Regions from separate parts of the Mus musculus genome. Here regions 1, 3 and 4 are each linked to region 2. Evidence: chromatin loops called from intact Hi-C (ENCODE). Cell type or tissue: left cerebral cortex. All regions are shown on one strand. Region 1 overlaps Gm39145 (a long non-coding RNA gene). Region 2 holds the start of Fgfr1 (fibroblast growth factor receptor 1). Region 3 overlaps Fgfr1 (fibroblast growth factor receptor 1). Region 4 overlaps Gm39146 (a long non-coding RNA gene).

Region 1 (5,000 bases), 250 kb before region 2:
AGCAAGAGGCCTCCAGTGGGCCCAATTTCTGTTCCTGCTTTCAGTCATACAGCAAGCAGAACAACCCACCTTCTGTAGTTTAAACCCCAATGGCTTCCCAGTGTTAGTGTGGGATCCTTCAAACATCCCATGGCAGCTAGACTTGCCTACGCCCTCTAGCCTTGCCTGCCACAATACGCCCAGTTCCTTGATGCTTCTTTGTCTTCAAGAAGGAAATCCTTGTTTTTCCTCTCAGGTCTTTGGGGACCTTAACCAATGGTACAGATTGGTCATATATACCACGCACGTCTCCAGGAACTCAAGCAAACAACAAAAAGACACTAAAAAACTGTTACATAAAATATGTCCTCTGTTCCTAACCATGACAAATTCTTCCTAATGACAAAACTGAAAAGCCTGTGCTCAACACATGTGAGCAAAATAGAACAACTGAATCCAATTATTACTGTGCATGTCTGAGTGTTCTGGGTTTTTGTTAGTGAAACTTGAATAGGAACTTAAACAGAGACATGCATTATTTATAACAAAGTATACATTTATTGTACAGAGATACTTTCAATTAAGAAAAATCACGACTATGGTCACCATCAAGTAATTTACGTTCTATTAAGGTGAGCTATAAGGAAGGGTTTTAAATGCTATTGTCTCAACGTGTACAGAACTTAAGCATATTATTACTTAAAATATAACAACTGTAAATTAGAAGTTAAAATGGTTTTTATGTATGTTTTCAAAAGAAGTTACTTTATTCAAGTGTTCAATATTATTTATTTTTTGTGATTAAAAAATCTTTATTTATTTTAATTTTATAGATATATGTGTTTTGTCTACATGTAATCCTGTGTACAACATGTGCACCTGATGACCACAGGGGCTAGAAGAGGACATCAAAGCTTTTAGATCTGGAGTTATAGAGAGTTGGCCACCATATGGGTGCTGGGTGCTGGGTGCTGGGTGCTGGGTGCTGGACCCAGGTCCTCTGCAGGAGCAGCCAGTCCTCTCCAGACCAACATTTAGACTCTTCATGGGCTGCCTCCAGATTCAAGTGGTGCATCAGCAAAGCCAGGCCCTCTCAGCACTCTACAAACCAATCCGAATCCCTTTCAAAATTATTTATAATTACATAAATTCATATTCAATGTGTGGTGTGAATTTTTATAATGATTATTTGAAAAAACAATTTGAAAATTCAACTAAATTATATTTTAAAACTTGAGGATTCAACTAAATTATATAAAACAGTTCCTTTTTTAAAAAAGGGGATTTATTTATTTTATTTATATGAGTATACTGTAGCTGTCTTCAGACACACCAGACGAGTGCATTGGATTACATTACAGATGGTTGTGAGCCACCATGTGGTTGCTGGGAATTGAACTCTGGACTTTGGAAGAGCAGCAGTCAGTGAGTGCTCTTAACCTCTGAGCCATCTCTCCAGCCCTATAAAACAGTTCTTTTGTGTTTTTGTTGTTTGCTTGTTTGTTTTTCCTAAGAATTGAACCTGGGCCTCATTTATGCTACATATATACTAATTTAAGCTACATCCCTTAATGTCCTCAGCTTTAGTGTTCTGTAACCATCTGGCTCTTGGGGGGCTGTTTGGTTGTTTGGTTGGTTTTGGTTTGGCTTTAGTTTTGGTTTTAGTTTTTCGAGACAGAGTTTCTCTGTGTAGTACTGGAACCTACTTTGTAGACCAGGCTAGCCTCAAGCTCAGACATCTTGCCTCTGCCTCCCCAGTGCCTGGACCAAACGTCTGCATAGACCACCATTACCCAGTTCCAGATGGCCGAGAAGATAAAGGATTGACGTGTTTCAAGTATTCGACCGGTTACAAATTGTTTCAAAACGTTCCTCATTCTGTGTACGTGGCTGCAGATACTCCTTTAACCCCTGGGCATCTGCGGAGCGTGAACAGGGAGGATGGCCAGAACTCCAGGACATCACCCTTTGTTCAGCCCACTGCATAGATGTTATCTGAGAAGGAGCCCTGGGTGCATTAATCTGTTTGTCCTCTTACCCAAGCGCGTCAGCCATGTGACCCTGTGTTTGTCTCAACTTTGGCAGACCACAACCCACAACAGTGACGCATGCGGATGAGGTGGTAGAGAAGCATCTGCCTGGAGTCTGAACAAGATGAGTAAACACCGATGCCTGTGAGCCTCCGAATCCCACGGCCCAGGGTGTGGCCTCTATGGCCTTGGCCAAAGGTAACTCAGTAAGGTCAGCCTCTCCTCTCGCCAAGGACTTCTTTGCTGCCAGACCTTCCGAGCCTACTCAGAACACCTGAGAATGATGCCCACCTCCCCACCCCCAATTGTCTGTATCCTGTGGCTTTCTGTGTGGTTTAAAACAGTCAGCCCACCCTGTATCTCATTAGGGTTTGTTTTGAAGCAGGATCTCAAACTAGAGACCCTTCTGGCTCCCAGCACGAGGTGTCAGGACCACAGGCAGGAGCTACTGTAGACGTGCCAGTGTGTATTATGCACCGCTCGCTCCTACCTTTCTTTACCCGCCACACTTTCTGCCATATTCACAGGGTGTTAGGAGCCTTTTGGCAATGATCAGACACTCGTGACCATAACATTTCAGGGCTGCAAATGACCCAGGCCTTTGTGCTTGCTCACTGCCTACTCCCTCGAGAGGTCCCGAGGACCACTGATGCAGAGGTGCCTCATTAGTCACTGGGAGCCAGTAGACCAGCTGGAACTGAAAACAGACTCTTCCAAGAAAAGCCTGGGTTTTCCCCTTAGGCGTGCTGGGGTGCAGAGGAGGCCCACAGGACCTAGCGACCGCCTTAGCATTCCAGCCCGCTGGACAGGCACGCATTTCTTCCTCAAGAGGGCGCCGGCTGCCTGCGTCTAAGCTGTTGGCAAATGGATTCAGAGGACGGGAGTGACCTCTGGCCCAAGCACAGGGTTTCAAAAGCACCGGGGACATTCCAGCCACATCAAGATTGGGATACCAGTTCCGTAGATCCCATAAGTTCCGTGTTTCTGGACAGTTGAGGACTCTTTGCTTTAGCATCTTTCAGGAAGTTGAGACCTTTTCAGCCTCTGCGCGGTCGGCGTTTTGGACTTAGATGAGGAGGGGATCCTTTTCGGAGGAGCACAGCAGCCTCGCCCTGCACCCCGACAAGGACGTGCCAGGGCTCACCCCGCCTCTCCTTCAACGCTAGGATGGGTGGAGATCCGTCGTCCAGTGATGTAAGGGAGACTCTTGTGGCCCTCAAAAACTCGGAAACCAAGCTGGAAGGCTATTTCTGAGCATACCCCAGACCCAAGACAGAATTCGTGAATGTTCTACACAGGATATCACGATTTCTGTCCTGTAAACTTTTCTTCCAGGGAATTTTTTTTTCTCTTATTTGTTTTATCATCTCCAAATGGTGATCGTTTGAGAATTATGTGGTGTTTATCCTCCTGGCTATAAACTCTAAACCAGTGCAGGGGCTCCACCCCCCACTCCACCCCCCCCAGCCTGCATAGTTCCTATTTCTCAGGAGCCATTTATCTCCCTTTTATTGTTGTTTTCTTCATTGGCTTCCCCCTCAGCCAGACAGGCTTAATAACTGGCAGTCATCACGTACAGCAGAGTGGTGGCAGCCACCCCCGCAAAGGGGACCCAGTCGTTTCCCAGAGCCAGAATGCTCTGTAGCCACGGCCTCTATTGTTTTCTTAGCAGACTCCGGTTTTGTTTCTTGGCTCTCCTTGAATGAAGAAACTCTTAAAACATCATGTGTCTGCCTTGCTTTGTGTAGGAAAGCGCCGTAAACAGGAAGTCTACACACACACACACCCCTCCCAAAATAAAAGTGACCAGGCAATTAGGGCTTCTAGCATGACTTAACCCCCACTGCCCAGGCACCTTGGGGGGAAAGCTGGACTCCATTAATCAGGCCAAAGCACAGCTACAGGGAGGCCTGCCGGCAGCCAGAGAGGAGAGTGGGTGCCAAAGATCTGCCAAGAGAGGAAGAACAATATGGCCCACAGGCCTGCGTGAAAACCATCTCAGCCAAGTTGCAAAGAACGCATGACAATCTTTTGCATTGTCCTAGAGTGGCCTGAGAGGCCTCACTGGGAGCAGAGAGCTCAGTTGCCTAGCATTCCAGCCCTGGCACTTGGCTGCTTCTGCTGTTTTCAGGGCTGATTTGTAGTATGGGTACTGAGACTCCTACTACGTCGCCACACCAGCTTCTGAGAAACTTTATATCCTCAGTCATCAGCCAGTGTTGACTCAGTGTGGTTTCTCCCGGTCCATCCTGCCTAGGATGGAGTCTTACCTAAGTCAGCATCATAGACAACTAAGGAGGCAGGAGACTGGGGGGGTGCAACACCATGATAGAGCATGGTTTAGCATGCTGTGGTCCTGGGTTCCATCCTCAGTTACAAAAATGTAAGGAGGGAGGGAGGAAATAAAGAAACAGGTGGAATGGTACAATGATTTTTGAATTCTTAGGGAGAAGATAGAGAAACAGCGTGCGCCCAAGAAAGAGGTCTAGTGGAGTCTCTCTTCACAAGGAAACTCAGATTGGGCAGGAGCTTTCAACAACAAAGGATGCAGGAGGATAGTGCAATAGTTCTCAAGTCGGAAGGACAAAAAGACATTTTTAGGACAGGTTCTAAGCACACCTGGGAATGCAACACATAGACCATTATGATTCGAAGTGGCTTCCTCTCCCAGGTCGATTCCTCTGGTCCACTTGATTCTGTTCCTGGTTAGACTGCCATAACAAGCCTATGCATAGAAACGGCTGGGTGATGTTCCCAGGGAAAGCTCTCAACCGGACACAGTGGCAGCTTTTTCCTGGACAGGTGGGAGAGGACTCTGGTGTCTGCGGGTGGGAAGCTACAAGGTATCAGCTCAGCTCTTTAGGAAGCTACAATGTATCAGCTCAGCTCTGGCCTGACCCCCTCCGCTAGAGATGCTGCAGGAGCAAGGCTTTCCAACAGGTGGCGCTCTAGCAGTCAGAGCAAAGAGTCAGATGTTGACTAGACACCTGG
Region 2 (5,000 bases):
TGAGTGGTGGAATTCACACCTAGTGTGACATATTCCACCCTTCCAGTGGTCCCCAAGTAGACATCACATCACAGTCACCAGGAAAATTTGCAGAGCCCCCACCCCACTGCTATGCAGCAAACCAACAGGTACCAACCACCTAGTCAGGTCTAGAGTGTGCTGGAATCAAAGCACTGTCTTTGCCTTTGTCAAAGCTGCATCGCCAACCCCTGTGTTTGATTTGTTTGAGACAGGGTCTGTAAGCACAGGCTGTCGTCTCAGTCCCTATGTGGCCAACGGTGATCTTAAGTCTCTGACCCTCCAGGGCTAGGATTGCATATGTACATCATCATTTTAGACTGCTGGAAAGTGAGCTCCTGCAACGAGGCGAAGGCCCCACTGGCTGTCTCAGAATTGTTAGCATGCTTCATCAAAACATCGGGATTTCTCATGTCCAAGCAGGATCAAAAATTTTTATTTTTTAACAATCTCAATATGATTCACGTCCACTGGACTCATTGGATTAAAGAGCCACAGATTAACATCTCTGTGGAGGGACCTGGTGGGAAGGGCATTTCAGCGATTTTCTTTGAGGTTCATAGTATACTGTGGAGGCTCTGGTTTGACTCTGATTAATTCCTAAGGCAAACAAAACAAAACAAGCAAGCAAGTAAACAAACATCCCCCCCCATCCGAAAAAAAAAAAAAACAAAAACCCCTCCTCTCTTCGGTTGCTTCCTGAAAGCTGGTGATTTCTAAGGCTACCATGAACAGCACTGTAGAATTTGCAGGGTCCATTCCAGCGTGAACCACAAAACCTAAATTATGTGGCTGGGGAAAGTTGAGATCCAAGGAAAGGGTCTGAGGGGGAAAGTCAACCGATCCATCAATAAAAACAGTTCGTATATTGTAAGCTATGTGAGGGTCCTATTTATTCCTTTTAGAGACGGGAAAACCGAGATTTAGAGCACGAAAATCATACCCCAAGGCACAGAGATAACCAAAGACCAAGTTGCCCAGTGCAACCTCAAAATTATAGCCAGGCACCCGCCCCTCCCCACCCTCCACTCCTGTCCCCAAATCGCTGATCTACACACAGTCTGAAATTCGGGCGCCCTCCAGGCGAAAACTCAAGTTAGACCAGACTGTAGAGCAGTTCTGCTCGCTCCAGGCTTCTCCGGGGCTGCAGCTTGAGAACTACAAGGCCCAGCAGGCAACTGCAAGGGGAGGAGGAGGAGGTGGGACTAGCGCCGGGTGGGAGTGAGAGAGCGAGCCCTCGCGCCTCGCCGGCGCACAGCGCTCGGAGCGCTCCTGCGGGTACTTTGGCGGGGCTCTCCGCTGCGGGCGGCGCGGAACGGGAGCCGGAACCCTGGTGCAGCCGCTGCGTGCAGAGGACCCGGGCTGCGCAGGGAAGCGGGGCCGAGACGTCCGGACTGGACTGAGACTGTGCTTAGCGCATTGCGGCGACCTCGCCTTTCCCGGCCGCGAGCGCGCGCCGCAGCTGGAAAAGCAGCGGAGACCGAGGACTTTTCTCAGGTCCCAGGGGCGCACCACAGCCGTGCTGCAGTCAATGCACGCCGGAGCCCCAGGAGGGGTGATGGAACTCGGGCTGCCAGAAGCCTGAGACGCCGCCACCGCCGCCGCTGCGTACTGGAGAGCGGGGGGCGCACGATCTGGGGACCCCGGGCGGCGGACCCGAGCCCTCCCCCCCGCCCCGCCTCCGGGGCACCAGCTTCGGCTCCATTGTTCCCGCCCGGGCTGGAGGCGCCCGGCTCGGAGTGCCGCCGGGAGTCGTGCCTCGGCCGCGGAGCCCTCGAGACCCCATCAGGATCTGAACGGAGCCCGGAGACGAGCGGCGGGAGCGCAAGACACAGACACCCGCCGCGCCACGGCGAGCTCTCCAGAGGCGGGACCGCAGCGCCAAGTGAGGTAAGAGTCGCCGGCGCCCGCAGAGCCGGCTGGCTGGGCGTCCCGAGCGGCCCCCGCGCTTCGCCAGTCGCAGCCCGCGCCTCCCTCCTCCAATCCCCCACCCCACCCCCGACTCCGCTCCCTCCCCGGCGCCCCTGTCCCTCCTCCCTCGGCCAGTGTCGCTGCCCGCGCCCCCTCCCCGCGCGCTGGGCCCGCTGCTGCTGCCCGCTGCCTAACTTTTCCGCCAACTCGCGCTCCGGAGCTAGCGAGGAGGCTGCTGCGCTCCGAGTCCAGACCCCGACCCTCTTGGCCCAGGAGAAGGCGGCGGAAGCTGTGTGTTCCCTACTGGGGAGGAGGGCGGGAATGGGCCGGGAGATGGAGGGTGTGTGTGTGTGTGTGTGTGTGTGTACATCATCTATCTTTTGGTCCTCTTGCGGATTCACCCCGTTTCAGCCGGTGGCTTTAAGCTCAACACCCTACATCTGGGATCTTTTCAAGTGTTTTCCTACCTCCGGGCAAGTCTGGGGTCCAGGTTGGGGGGTTGAAGAGGAAAGGAAGTGGCGGGGAAGGCTAGCTTGTCTTGGAATAGGTTTGAAGGAGGTGTCGTCACCAAATGGCTGAATCGGCTTTAGCGGAGAGCGAGCAAAGATTCCCCCCCCTTTTGAGGGGTGATGGTGGTGGTGGTGGTAATGTTCTATTTTATCTTAGACCTAGAGGACTCTTGAAGGGGTCTGGAGAAGCGGGGGGTGGGGGGTCTCGGGGTCTGGATCGTTCTGGGAAGTGGAGGAAATGAGGAGAACTTGTCCGGTGCGGAGGAGCCCTCTTCTGCCCGCTTGTTGCTTCTCTGGCCCAGACCCCCTCTCCACACCTCCTGTGCCTCCTCTTGTAGTGTCTCCGGCGGGGTAAGACAACCTAGTACTCATATTTTTAGAGGAATTTACTGACTTTTTAAATATATAGATGGGGTTTGTAATAAACAGTTACCCACCCAGTGAGGCAGCTGGACACCTTGGGAGTGCAGGAGGGAGTTCTCTTTCTCTGGGCCTAGTAGAAGCTATTAACTCATTTGCAAAGCATTTCGACGGCGTTTTTCTCCCCCACCCCACCCCCCATTTCCCAGATGTAGCTGCCGCATCTGGTTCCGTTTCACCCTACACGGGTACACCGCAGCCACATTATTAAACATCCCTCTTCCTCCCCTCCCCCTCCTAAATTAAAACTGAGATTCTTTAGCACCACCGCCACCACCACCCCTTAACATTTCTTGAGACGTGGAGCAGAGGCTTTGGGATTGGAAGAGAAAAGCAAGTTATAGATCCCAAAGTGATTTTGGATTCCTTCACTCTCTTGCTGGTGGCCGACGATGGGGGGGGGGGGAGTGCGGGGGGGGGGCGGTGTTTAAGAATCTCTGGACCCTCTTGGGAGCCGCTTGCTTACTAGAGGTGGCCTTGGTCGGTGGGTCTGGGCCAAACTTGGCCCTGACGTGTCCTGGAACCAAGTATCGCCTCTCCCTTTAATTATAGTTGGAGCATCTGTCTCATGTGGACACCGCGGGCCCACCTATCGCCACGCGTCCAAGTCCATCTTGGGGGGGGGTGTTCCGTCCTCCATTTGGGGAGTAGAGTGCGATACCTGGTGCTGTAACTGCCAGAGGGACCTTGTGTTTTCAGTGAGTTTCCTGGGTTGCAGCCCTCAGAAGCTTAAAATGGAGTGTTTTTGCCGTTTAAACAATAACTACAGGGCCAGGGATGGAATGTCCATTCTTTTGGAAGGGGGGGGGGCAACAAAACATCCTAAGGGTCCATCCAAAGTTAGCGGCTGGGTGGGTATAGTTTGCCGGTGCCTCTCACCCTCTCCAGTCTTTTAAATTGAAAACACTTCTCTGGTTTCCTTCTTAGGGCGGTAGTTTTGGAGGCTGTAATGAAATCGCACTTTCCCTAGACATGGTAATTAAGGTGACTGTTTCCTTCCCAGATGTGCTCTGGTCTTTGCACCTCCGGACCATTGCTTTTTTTGGAATAGTATCTAAATTGTAGAACCATTGCCCTGAGATGGTTGAGCAAAAAGTGGCCAGTCTTCCTCCCTTGGCCAGGCTCTGGGTTTCCTCCTCTCTGGGGCTTCTTTTAAAGCTAAGTAGCTGGCCCCTGGGACCTGCCAAGGTCTAGCCAATTACCCCCACGCTGGGGTGGTGTCTCTTCCTTTCAGTGACCTAAGGCCAACGGCTCAGCTCGACTAATACCCGTCAACTGTGCTGATGGCTTGCCTCCCTCCCTAATGGCTTGTTTACATATTTCCCCAGTTGGGACACACTCTGGGGACCCAGATGACCCCAGAGTGCTGGGTGTTTGGGGACCCTGAGTTGCTGTCTGGGGCTCGGTTCCAGCCGGAACAGTTACACACTTCATCAGTGACAAGCTACTTAAAATATGTTGCGTTTACCCTTAGTCATAGCTGAACGTCAGCTTTTCAGTGAGGAGCAGTGGATTGAGAGCCGTGTGTATTTCCAATATGAGTTTCAGGGGTATTTTCATTCACAATGGGAGGTTGGAGGAACTGCTTCCTTTGGCCCCATGGTATATAGTCTTGAGAGGGTTGTTTTCCTTGGCCCCAGGCCGTGAAGCAATGGTGGAAGGTTAAGTCAGTGTCCTTTGAATAGCAAGTGAAGCCGAGGGGCTGAAGAAACAGAGGAGCGGCACACTTATCACCATCTTCTCACCTATTAGAATACATATTGCCACCCTAAACCCCAGCTAGCTGACTTCAGAGTGGACTCCAGATGAGGGAATTGAATGGAGCATTGCGTAGGCAAGACACCAACCTTGGAGACCAAGACAATCCACGGAGTGCACTGATAGCCATCCTCTCTTTGCTTATTTGTGATACTTACCCCATGCACGGCTCTTAAAAGCTTGTTCCAGAAAAAAGAAAGAAAGAAAGAAAGAAAGAAAGAAAGAAAGAAAGAAACTTGGGCCTTAGCAACTAGTGTCTCTGAATGTTTTTTTTATTTCACGTTCATTTTTTTTTTCCTTATTAAAATCACATTTATCTACTCATCTATTTATGTGGGCACCCCAGTGCTCCAGTGGAGATCAGAGAATAGGTTGCAGGAAGTG
Region 3 (5,000 bases), 55 kb after region 2:
GACTACTACAAGAAAACCACCAACGTAAGTTTCTTGCTTGGCGCGGCGTGGGGCTCCACACCACTAGACTCGTGCCCACTTCGATCCTGCTTCGATGTCTTTGCTGTATTCGTGTGGGGTTGAGTGGTCTAACATAAAAGGGCTTGTAGGATGGGCTGTGGACTCGTGTCCCATGCCCTGGCTCCCACCTCCTTGTCAACTCACTGCCTGCGCCGTCATCTTCCGTTCACCCCGTGAGTCCTCTGTGTCATCCCGCCTATACACATCTGCTGCTGCTTGCAGGGCCGGCTGCCTGTGAAGTGGATGGCCCCTGAGGCGTTGTTTGACCGGATCTACACACACCAGAGCGATGTGTGAGTTTGAAATACACAGTTGCCTGGGATATGCAGGAGAAAGAATTCTAAGGGCCCTGCATGCTAAACTGGTGGGAATCTTATTCCATCACTGGGGCAGGGGTAGCATTGTCTTGTCCCATGAACAGTGTGCTTCCGGCTTCCTTGCATAGTATAGTCTCTTGCTGCCCTCTTGTCTCCTGTGCTCTGCCCCCCTGAACTTAAGGTCCCTGAAGAGGTGAGAAAGGTTCAAGATGCACACCTACTACTCTTAACTTCTTGAGGACTTGGGAAGGAACTCCTAGGGCAGCCTGACTCTGTGCTAAGCCACCGTGGAACCGTGTTCCCCTGTAGGTGGTCTTTTGGAGTGCTCTTGTGGGAGATCTTCACTCTGGGTGGCTCCCCATACCCCGGTGTGCCTGTGGAGGAACTTTTCAAGCTGCTGAAGGAGGGTCATCGAATGGACAAGCCCAGTAACTGTACCAATGAGCTGTAAGCATAGGCTAGAGGGGAAGGATGGGGGGTTAGTAGTCGGCACTGTTTGGATCCACCACTGGCAAGCTGGGTTGGATGTTGGGACAGCTTCCTCAGGTGATGGTGGCTTATTCGAGGTTCCTGAGGTCTCAAGCCTGGCTCTGAAGGAAGCAGGAGCATGGTGGGCAGGGGTTGAAAGGTCTCTTTGGGAGAAGTGGCCTCCCTGTCCATCCCTCCCCAAGCCCTCTGGTCCAGCTCTGCCCTGGTCCTTCCTCTCTCTCTAACCTCACCATCCTGCTTCAGGTACATGATGATGCGGGACTGCTGGCATGCAGTGCCCTCTCAGAGACCTACGTTCAAGCAGTTGGTGGAAGACCTGGACCGCATTGTGGCCTTGACCTCCAACCAGGTAGGGCTGTCCCCCGGGGTTGGAACTTGGGCCTCTGTCACATAGGCTCCTGGGAAGGTTTGGGTGCCACCCACCGATCCCTTTCTGTCACAGGAGTATCTGGACCTGTCCATACCGCTGGACCAGTACTCACCCAGCTTTCCCGACACACGGAGCTCCACCTGCTCCTCAGGGGAGGACTCTGTCTTCTCTCATGAGCCGTTACCTGAGGAGCCCTGTCTGCCTCGACACCCCACCCAGCTTGCCAACAGTGGACTCAAACGGCGCTGACTACCAACCCTGTCCCCAGTTTTCTCCCATTCCGTCGTCACCCGTGCCCCTCACCCACAATCCCCTTGTTGGACACACTGCCTTTCTCCTCCTCCTTTGCCGCTGGCAAGAGCCAGTGCCTGACTGAGGCCTTCCTGTGTTGTGGCCTTCCCCCTCCATCACCCCCAAGACCCCTCTTCTCCCTCTTCTTAGCCTGCTGTGTGAGAGAGGAGCCAAGAGGCAGGTGCTTGCCGACGGCCGCATCCTCCTTCCCAGGTGTTGGACCAAGACCCGCCCCGCTGCCTGGCACTGCTTGGAGGTGTGCAGAGCGGAAGCAAGTGGAGCATCCGGGGCATTCCTGTTGACCCATCAGCCCCTTCTGTTCTGGCGGCAGGGGCCTTGGGGCTCCTGGAAGCCGTGAGGTTTCTGTTTAGGCCTTAACCGAAGGCAACCTCTGCTCCAGATGGATGGTACCAGTAGCTTCTTAATTCCAATACTAATTTGCTTTGCTGACCAAATACCTGCCTGGTACCAGAAGACAGGGAGGCAGAGACTGGGAGCCGTGATGTGCCCTTGGGCTGAGCCCTAGACTTGGGGCTCTGTACATAGCTATGAAGAAAAACACAAAGTGTATAAATCTTGAGTATATATTTACATGTCTTTTTAAAAAGGGTCGTTACTAGAGATTTACCCATGGGGGAGACGCCCAGGGTAGCATCCGTTGCTATATATTAAAAACAAACGAACAGAAAGAAAAAAAAAAGGAAAATGTTTTTTAAAAGGTCATATATTTTTTTGCTACTTTTGCTGTTTTATTTTTTTAAATTATGTTTTAAACCTATTTTCAGTTTAGGTTTCCCTCAATAAAAAATTGCTGCTGCTTCATTTTTATCCTGGGCGTGTGAAAAGAGAGCAGGTGTCCAGCGCAGAGGAGGGAGACAGGGGGTAAAGGGCCATGAGCTGGTCTTCCCCCTGCCCCCCATGACCTCTGTCTCCTGGATTGTGCCCCAGACCTCCCAGCCAAGCCTTCTATCTCCCGATGCATTGGGAACAGCAGGAGAAGACTGAGGTCCTGAGGGCAGAGAGCCAAGCTCGCACACTTGATTGTTTCCTCGGAGGAGAGAGTGAGAGGATGAGGTTAGCCAGAGGGTAGAACTGGACAGAAACCCAAACCCTAGACCCTGTACATTCAGATGTCTTGTCTATCTTCCCCAACCTACTCCTCATATTCCTCTCCTGTAAATATCCTCCCCTTCCCTGTTGGTCTCTGTTACCCAGTTGGGTCTGTCCCTGAGCTTGGCTTCCTATAGTTTTTCCTTCACAAACTCCACCCATCCCTCAGGAAACAGAAAACGATCTCTTTGGTTGGGGTCAACTTGGCAACTCAATTCTGCCACCTGCTGGTTGCTTTGGTACCTTGGTCTCTTATTCAAACCCACACCACTCAAGCCTTAGAGGGTTTGTTTTTGTTTTTTGTTTGTTTGTTTGGTTGGTTGGTTGGTCTTTTTTTTCTGGGTCTGCTGAATACAAACCTGTTCAGTATGATTTCATCTGTAGGGGTTAGGGCTGCTTCTTTAAATGCAGTTTTGGCAGCTGTGGTTTGGGTCATTGTCATAAGAGTTCTTATCGTTGTTTCTCTCTGTACACATGTAACTGTCAAAATATTATGAATGGTTTTTATGCTGAAAGAAGACATCATTTGGCAAAGAGGGCTAGGGAATGAATTTAGCACAAACTCATTTTCTTGGAGACCGTGTATCATAGTGGTTTTTTTTTTTTTTCTTTCTCTTGTTAAAACTGAACATTATTTCTGCCTCAGGTCTACTTGACTCACTGCTGTGTGGATGGAAGGAGAACACAGAAAGGGCTTAGTGTGACTCAAGGAGAGGAGCTAGGAACTGGAAGGAACTGAAGTCCCCTCTGTTACTATTCAGATTGCCCGCAGACGGCCCCTGGGACAGGGGTGGCTATCAAATAGAAAGTAGTGACATTGACATGAAGGGAAATGAAATGGCTATTTCACTTAGAGGACCAGATTAGGTCTCGTGGGAGGGGGAACCCAGCTTACAGAATGAAGATGTTACTGTCAGAGCACAGCATCTGTCTGGTTTCCTGGGGGTTAAAATATGGCCCAGGCATCAATCAATACTGCTTCCCCATCTTTTCTAATTGCCATAGGCTAAAGGCCATCAGTCCCCTGGCTCTGTTAATGTAATGTATCGATTTCAGGTAAGTAAGATTGAACATAGATGAAGTAAGAAATCGGCCTTAATGGTAATGAACTCTGTTTATCAACTGCCACTGGGTGGAGCCAGCAAGCTAAAATATCCTCCTACACACAGACAGTGTTAGGTTATACTGTCAGAGCCACTGTCCTCTGAAGTAACAGACCTACCTGCAAGCGGGAACTTTTGGCCTGGATATAGCATTGTCAGACTCTGGACATGACCAATATGTCTTGTACAGAATTGGACATGGCACAAGTGCAGGGCCATACTATTAAGTAGCAGCAACAACTATTACAATTCTGTGTAGAATGTGTGCTGTGTCTAATGTCGCTACAGGCGCATGTTAGAGCTTAAAACTGTACCCAATGAGCTTGTTAGCAGCTGTTAGCAGCTGGTAGAGCTTGGTTCCACCACATATGCAGGAAATAGCTGGGAGGGAGAATGGAGGGCTTTGAAGCAACATGGCATGTAGAAACCAAGAAGGGAGTAGACCAGCAAGAACCCTGAAGTTGGCTGGTCCTGGTAGTGAATGCCTGTAATCCCAGACTCAGAAGGCAGAGACCGGTAGATCTTGAGTTCAGGGACAACTTGGTCTACATCGTGAGTTCAGGGCCTGCTGAAGATGCACAGTGAGACTCTTGTCTAAAAGGAAATTAAACGAACCAGAACACACTGAAGTTATGAAGGACTCTGGAACTGGTTCCCTCTTGTTTGACACACAGCAGCATTCAGAATCTTTACTGCCTGCTGGGTACGTGCATGTCCTGGTGCACAGAAGCAATGCATTCAATTGCCGTGCTGTCGGAGGTTCCAGTGGTGTGCTGAAACTGGCTCTCTAAAGGAAAGTATGTGTGTCAGCCTGGGGTTATGGCCTAGTAACCCAAATTTTGAAAACAAAAGGTGATGGTCTTTAATCCTGAACTCAGGGGGCAGAAGCCAGTGGATCTCTTAAATTCAAGGCCAGCCTGGTCTATATATTGAGTTCTAGGTCAACCAAGATTGCATGGTGATACCCTGTCTCCAAAAAAGTAAAATGGGGGATGGGAGTGGGGTGGGTCGGGGCACAGGTGGAGTCCTCAATGGCCAGACTCCATGACTTAACTACTTCCATTTGCTCATTGAGAAGGCCAGAAGGAATCCACGTGCATCAGGGAGATGAGAGGATTAAGCCAGTTAAGTAGCTAATCCCTTTCCCATATTACACATCTATAGTATGCACTAAGTTTAAAAACCCACCACTTCCAGACGGAAGTTGTATTGTGAGATACCTTAGATTAGAGCAATGGCAGCTTCCCAGAGTGGTGTATG
Region 4 (5,000 bases), 160 kb before region 2:
GAAGACTCGGGGCTTCCAGCCAGGGCTCCTCGGCTCTCTATTCCTACTTTGTGCTGGGTAGCTGGAAGCTGAGAGTGTGAAAACTGGAAGCATTTCTATGCTGCCTAGGTGCCTGTGGTCCTCCATGAATGACTGCTTCCTTGTTTCTGAGGCTGGACAAGCAGCCAACTGCTAGGCAAGCCAGTCTGCAGGCACCCCCTTCCCATCTGGCAGCGGGACGTGGGCACTCCTTGCCCAGGGTGCTAGGCCGTCCGTCTGCACAGAAGCATCCGGCTTGAGCTAATGAGCCGTTGGCATGGATGGCCAATTATTTTAGATCATTAATATCTGCCAAACTTGCTTTTATAGCCATGGCCTGAAATCAAATCCTTCACCAGAAAGCAATGGCTCTCTGCCTAAGGACTCTCACATGCCTGCCACGGCCTCAAGCTCTGGGTCCAAGGTCATGATGTGTTTAACTCGGAGAAGCCATGTCCACAAGTTGTAATGAGGAGCTTAGAACCCCGCCATCTTCCTGTCCAGGAAGTCCCAGGTATTTCTAGATCACTGGGCTGAACCAAAAGCCAACTCTTTCGCCTGGGCCTGGAGTACGCTGGCTAGTTCTGCCCCTAGAGTGCACAGGACTCTTCTTCTAGACCTCCAAGGCCTTGAAGATGTGCACATTCTAGAGCAGTGTTTTTCAACCCTTTGGGCTGTGACCCACTCTGGGTTGTGGCCCTCTTGCAGTTGCATATCAGATATTTTGCATATCAGATATTCACCTTACAAGTCACAACAGTAGCAAAATTATAGTTGTGAAGTAGCACCAATATAATCTTATAGCTGGGGTTCACTACAAATGAAGAACTATATTAAAAGATCACAGTTTTGGGAAGGTTGAGAACCACTGTTCTAGAGCAAGCTACAGACCCCGATCCAGCCCAGCTCCTTCTAGCACTGTAAACTCTGTTCTGGTCTCCGTGTACCTCCAGGTCAATGTCATGGTGCTCTGTCCTAGTTTCTAGTGCTGCAACAAAACGCCATGACCAAAAAGCAAGTTGGAGAGGAGAGGTTGATTCAGCATTGCCGTGCATCACCAAAGGAAGTCAGGACAGGAACTCCAACAGGGCAGGAACCTAGAGGCCGGAGCTGATGCAGAGGCCATGGAGGGATGCTGCTTACTGGCCTGCTCCCCTCGGCTTGCTCAGCCTGCTTTTTTATAGAACGCAGAACCACCAGCCCTGGGATGACACCACCCACCATGGACAGGGCCCTCCCCTTTGGATCAGTAATTGAGAAAATGCCTTACAGCTGGATCTCACAGAGGCATTTCCTCAACTGAGGCTCCTTCCTCTCTGATGTACTGTAGCTTGTGTGAAGTCGACACAAAACCAGCCAGTACATGGCCCGTTCCCCAGCTCAAGCTGCTCAAGAGAGAGGATCTGGAAAGCCAGACACTTTTTAAAAAGGTTTTTATTAGTATCTGCTAGCCATCCATCATCACAGATTTCATTGTGACATTGGCACTCCCATTGTCCCCTCACCCTCGTCTTACTCCTATCAGTCTCTTCCTCTTCCCAACTAGATCTCTCTCTACTTTAGGTCTTTATTTTGTCAACCGATGAGTTTAATAAGGGTTGGTTCCAGGAGCAATGGGGTGAGGGAGCTACCTATAGGAACATGGGCCACTAACAGTGCTTCTACCACTGAAGAAAATGGCAAAGCACTTTTCTTGAAAGAAACAGGGCTTAGTAGAGGAGGCAAAAAAAAAATAATGACCTACATCTGTACACTCTGCACAATGGCTTCTTTTCACAACCATCCAAGGTGACCACTCTGGTGTACAGTTGTTATGGCTACCGGGAAAACAGACTGCATAAGCAGGATGAAGGCAGAACTTTGGGAGCAGAGAAAAGTTTATGCAATCTAGCTTCCAACTAGGAACTGGACCACCATTCTCAGAGGCCCAGGCTCTGGCTCCCCATAACTTGCCAACCTATGCAGAAGAGGGGTCGGGGCTCACAAGATGGAGAGAGCCCCTTTCTGCTTCCTAGGGAAAGTCTTCATCCTTCCTCGCTCTAGAGGATAGCAGCCACATAACCGAAGCCTTTCACTGATCACAACGGAACTGCCCACACACACATACCTGCGCACATACCCATGGCACACCTCCAAATGGCTCAAGAAGTGTCTACGTTCTTCCCCGTTGACTTGTACTTGTTTTATGATGCTAGAAGTAGAACCCAGGGTCTCACACAGACAGGCAAGTGCTGCTCCAGTGAGACAGATATCCACAAGCCTCTCCTGCCATTGTCCAAGTTCACTTTCTGTTGCTGTTACTGAGTGCTACACATTAGGTTCGTTTATTGATTTATTTTCAAGATAGAGTTTCTCTGTATAGCCTTGGCTGTCTTGGAACTAGTTCTGTAGACCAGGCTGGCCTTGAACTCACAGAGATCCCACTGCCTCTGCCTCCTGAGTGCTGGGATTAAAGGTGTACACCACCACCACCACCCCATGCAGCTTGTTATATTTCTTTTTAAATGGTTTATTTAGCAACTACTTACAGAATTTGGGAAATCCAAAATGTACCATTGGCTCACCGGAACATGAAGATGTAAATCGCAGAGTGAAACGAGTAAACACCTGGGTGCCATCTCCCTTCCTAATAATTAATGCCATTACAATGGCCTACTTCTGATTTCATCTATTCCTGACTGCCTTTCAATGGTTCTGCCTCCAAATATCATCAAGATAGACTTTGGAAATTAAGTTTTTATTTAAAATGTTAATATTTATTTATCATGTAGATGGGAGAGTGAGTGTATGCCCCCACCCCCCGGGGGGGGGGGGAGGTCAGAGGACAACTTTCTGGCTGGTTCTTACCATCTACCACAGGAGGTTTGGAGATTGAACTCAGGTCGTCAGGCTTGACGATGAGCATCTTTACCCACTGAGCCCCTATTTTTAATTATTTTTTTTAAATGATTGTATTTTCTTTTGCATGCCCTAGCTACAAGATGGGAGGGGAAATGTGCACGTGAGTGCAGTTGCAGACAGAGGCCAGAAGAGGGCGCCTCAGTGAGCAGCCCGATCTAGTTGCTGGGAACCAAACTCTTGACTATGAAGTTATCTCTCCAGCCTCATTTCTTTCTTCCTCTCTTCCTTCCTCTTCCTTCCTTCCTTCCTTCCTTCCTTCCTTCCTTCCTTCCTTCCTTCCTTCCTTCCTTCCTTTCTTTCTTTCTTTCTTTCTTTCTTTCTTTCTTTCTTTCTTTCATATGTATCATTTTGTTGGGTGGAGGGGGGGCGGTGGGCAGGGAGAAGCGAGCAGAACTTGTGCCACCGTGTATACGCTGTGGTCAGAGGTTTGCAGGACTGTCTTCTTCTTCAGCCCTGTCAGGTCCCCGAATGCAACTCAGATGCTCAGACTTGACAGTATGTACCGTCTCGCCAGGCTTCCCTGCCACGCCCGCACCAGCACATGAAATCTTGAGGGACACTTTCAAGACAGAGCGGCTACTTTGTCCCTTCATCCTTCCCTAATTCTTGTCCTCAGTTTTCTTAGTTGTTACGACAACTAAGTCCTTACCCTTTCATTCTTCTTGCCGCTTGCTTGCTAGCTCTTTCTCCCAGGCTTGCTTTCTTCGATCTCTTTACTGCCCTCTGTCTTCCTATCTCTTCCCTCTTACTCCTTTTCGCTCACTTCTGCAAAGAGCATTAGTTCTTCACAGTGGGGGGTTCAGCCCCAGAAACAGTCTCTACTTCTTGCTGGGTTTGTGCTGCCTGCAGCTTGCTCACTGCCAGACCCTGAGGGCATGTTTACACCACTCTTGGCTTTAGTGCCTCAGGGTGGAGCATGACAGTAATCCCAGCACTGAGGAAGTAGAGGCAGGAGAACTAAGAGTTCAAGATGAGTCTTGACTACAAAGTGAGTTCGAGGCCAGCCTAGCTTCATGAAAACTTGCCTCAGAAACAAAGACAAGGAGGAGGAGGGAGTTCGGGTTACAGGAGGAGATAGATTCCTGGGTAGAACTGTTCATTCTGGGAAGCTTTTATTCCTCTACATCTGACTGTTGAGCACGGCTCCTTATCAAGCCGTTAGCAGCAGCTATCAGCATCACAAGTAGGAACTGGAAGGAAGGAGCCACAGCCTCACAGTCTTCCTTTCTATCTCAGTGACTCGAAGCCTGCAGCTCCTTTGTAAAAATCAGACTTCGATCTCATCAAGTGACAGGGTGCATTTAGCACGTGTGTAGCACACAGTAAAATCTCAGTGCCTGTGGTGATGACGAAGAGGGTGGAGGGAAGGAGGAGGAAGTGTCAGTCGGTTTCCTCTCTCTGGCAGCCTTCAGACAGGAGGAACCATAAGCCAGCAGACGTGAAAGGATTAAAAAAATACTAATATCGCTCTCCGGGGTTGGAGAGGGGAGAGAGAAATGGAGTCATAGCAGAAGATGTGGGCAGGAGAGAATCCTACCACTGAACCACCATGGGACCTCATAAAATTGCAAAGCTTCTGTAAGGCAAAGCACACTGTCAGTAGGACAAAATGGCAACCAACAGATTGGGGAAAGATCTTTACCAATCCTACATCCAGTAGAGGGCTAATATCCAATATATACAAAGAACTCAAGAAGTTAGACTCCAGAGAATCAAATAACCTTATTGAAAAATGGAGTACAGAGCTAAACAAATGATTTACAAATGAGGAATGTCAAATGGCTGAGAAGCACCTAAAGAAATGATCAACATCCTTAGTCATCAGGGAAATGCAAATCAAAACAACCCTGAGATTCCACCTCACACCAGTCAGAATGGCTAAGATCAAAAACTCAGGTGACAGCAATGCTGGCAATGCTTGCTGAAAGGAGCCTGATATGGCTGTCTCCTGAGAGGCCCTGCCAGAGCCTGACAAATACAGAAGTGGATGCTCACAGCTATTGGACTGAGGGTGGGGTCCCCAATAGAGGAGTTAGAGAAAGGACTGAAGGAGCTGAAGGGGTTTGCAACAATATCAAGCA

Evidence for each region. A loop is a pair of places that touch in the nucleus more often than their neighbours do. Peaks named below come from ENCODE experiments on the same cell type or tissue, not always from the same donor. Only the 100,000 strongest peaks of a DNase experiment are listed, where the experiment ranks them.
Region 1: it touches region 2 in a loop (4-fold over the local background); 15 of 42 quality-filtered maps call a loop at or near these places.
Region 3: a loop joins it to region 2, with 2.1 times the contacts of the local background. A loop is called at or near these places in 8 of 42 quality-filtered maps.
Region 4: a loop joins it to region 2, with 1.9 times the contacts of the local background. A loop is called at or near these places in 5 of 42 quality-filtered maps.

Annotation. Positions count from the first base shown.
Region 1 is chr8:25,272,377-25,277,376 of GRCm38, forward strand. Gm39145 (a long non-coding RNA gene) reads left to right here. Exons shown (of 3, transcript XR_001778746.1): 2 at 2,065-2,207. Among named protein-coding and RNA genes, the nearest start is that of Gm39145, 3.8 kb to the left of the region's middle. In left cerebral cortex, CTCF peaks have their summits at 2,842 (motif pointing right) and 4,953 (motif pointing right); DNase peaks (open chromatin) are centred at 2,841, 3,975 and 4,939; H3K4me3 peaks cover 544 bases; H3K27ac peaks cover 377 bases.
Region 2 is chr8:25,517,522-25,522,521 of GRCm38, forward strand. It overlaps Fgfr1 (fibroblast growth factor receptor 1), which reads left to right and starts at 1,238. Exons shown (of 18, transcript NM_010206.3): 1 at 1,238-1,908. It overlaps Gm31288 (a long non-coding RNA gene), which reads right to left. Exons shown (of 3, transcript XR_003947368.1): 3 at 2,167-5,000. RefSeq lists promoters at 403-1,377, 1,163-1,377. In left cerebral cortex, no CTCF peak of the experiment used is centred here; DNase peaks (open chromatin) are centred at 1,222 and 1,921; H3K4me3 peaks cover 2,980 bases; H3K27ac peaks cover 975 bases.
Region 3 is chr8:25,572,437-25,577,436 of GRCm38, forward strand. It overlaps Fgfr1 (fibroblast growth factor receptor 1), which reads left to right. Exons shown (of 18, transcript NM_010206.3): 14 at 1-24; 15 at 283-353; 16 at 687-824; 17 at 1,110-1,215; 18 at 1,309-3,282. The coding sequence ends at 1,485. Among named protein-coding and RNA genes, the nearest start is that of Gm16159, 19 kb to the left of the region's middle. In left cerebral cortex, CTCF peaks have their summits at 2,865 (motif pointing left) and 3,769 (motif pointing right); DNase peaks (open chromatin) are centred at 2,857 and 3,810.
Region 4 is chr8:25,358,591-25,363,590 of GRCm38, forward strand. The region is part of intron 3 of Gm39146 (a long non-coding RNA gene); the gene reads right to left. Among named protein-coding and RNA genes, the nearest start is that of Gm39146, 29 kb to the right of the region's middle. In left cerebral cortex, CTCF peaks have their summits at 3,031 (motif pointing right) and 3,634; DNase peaks (open chromatin) are centred at 204 and 4,282.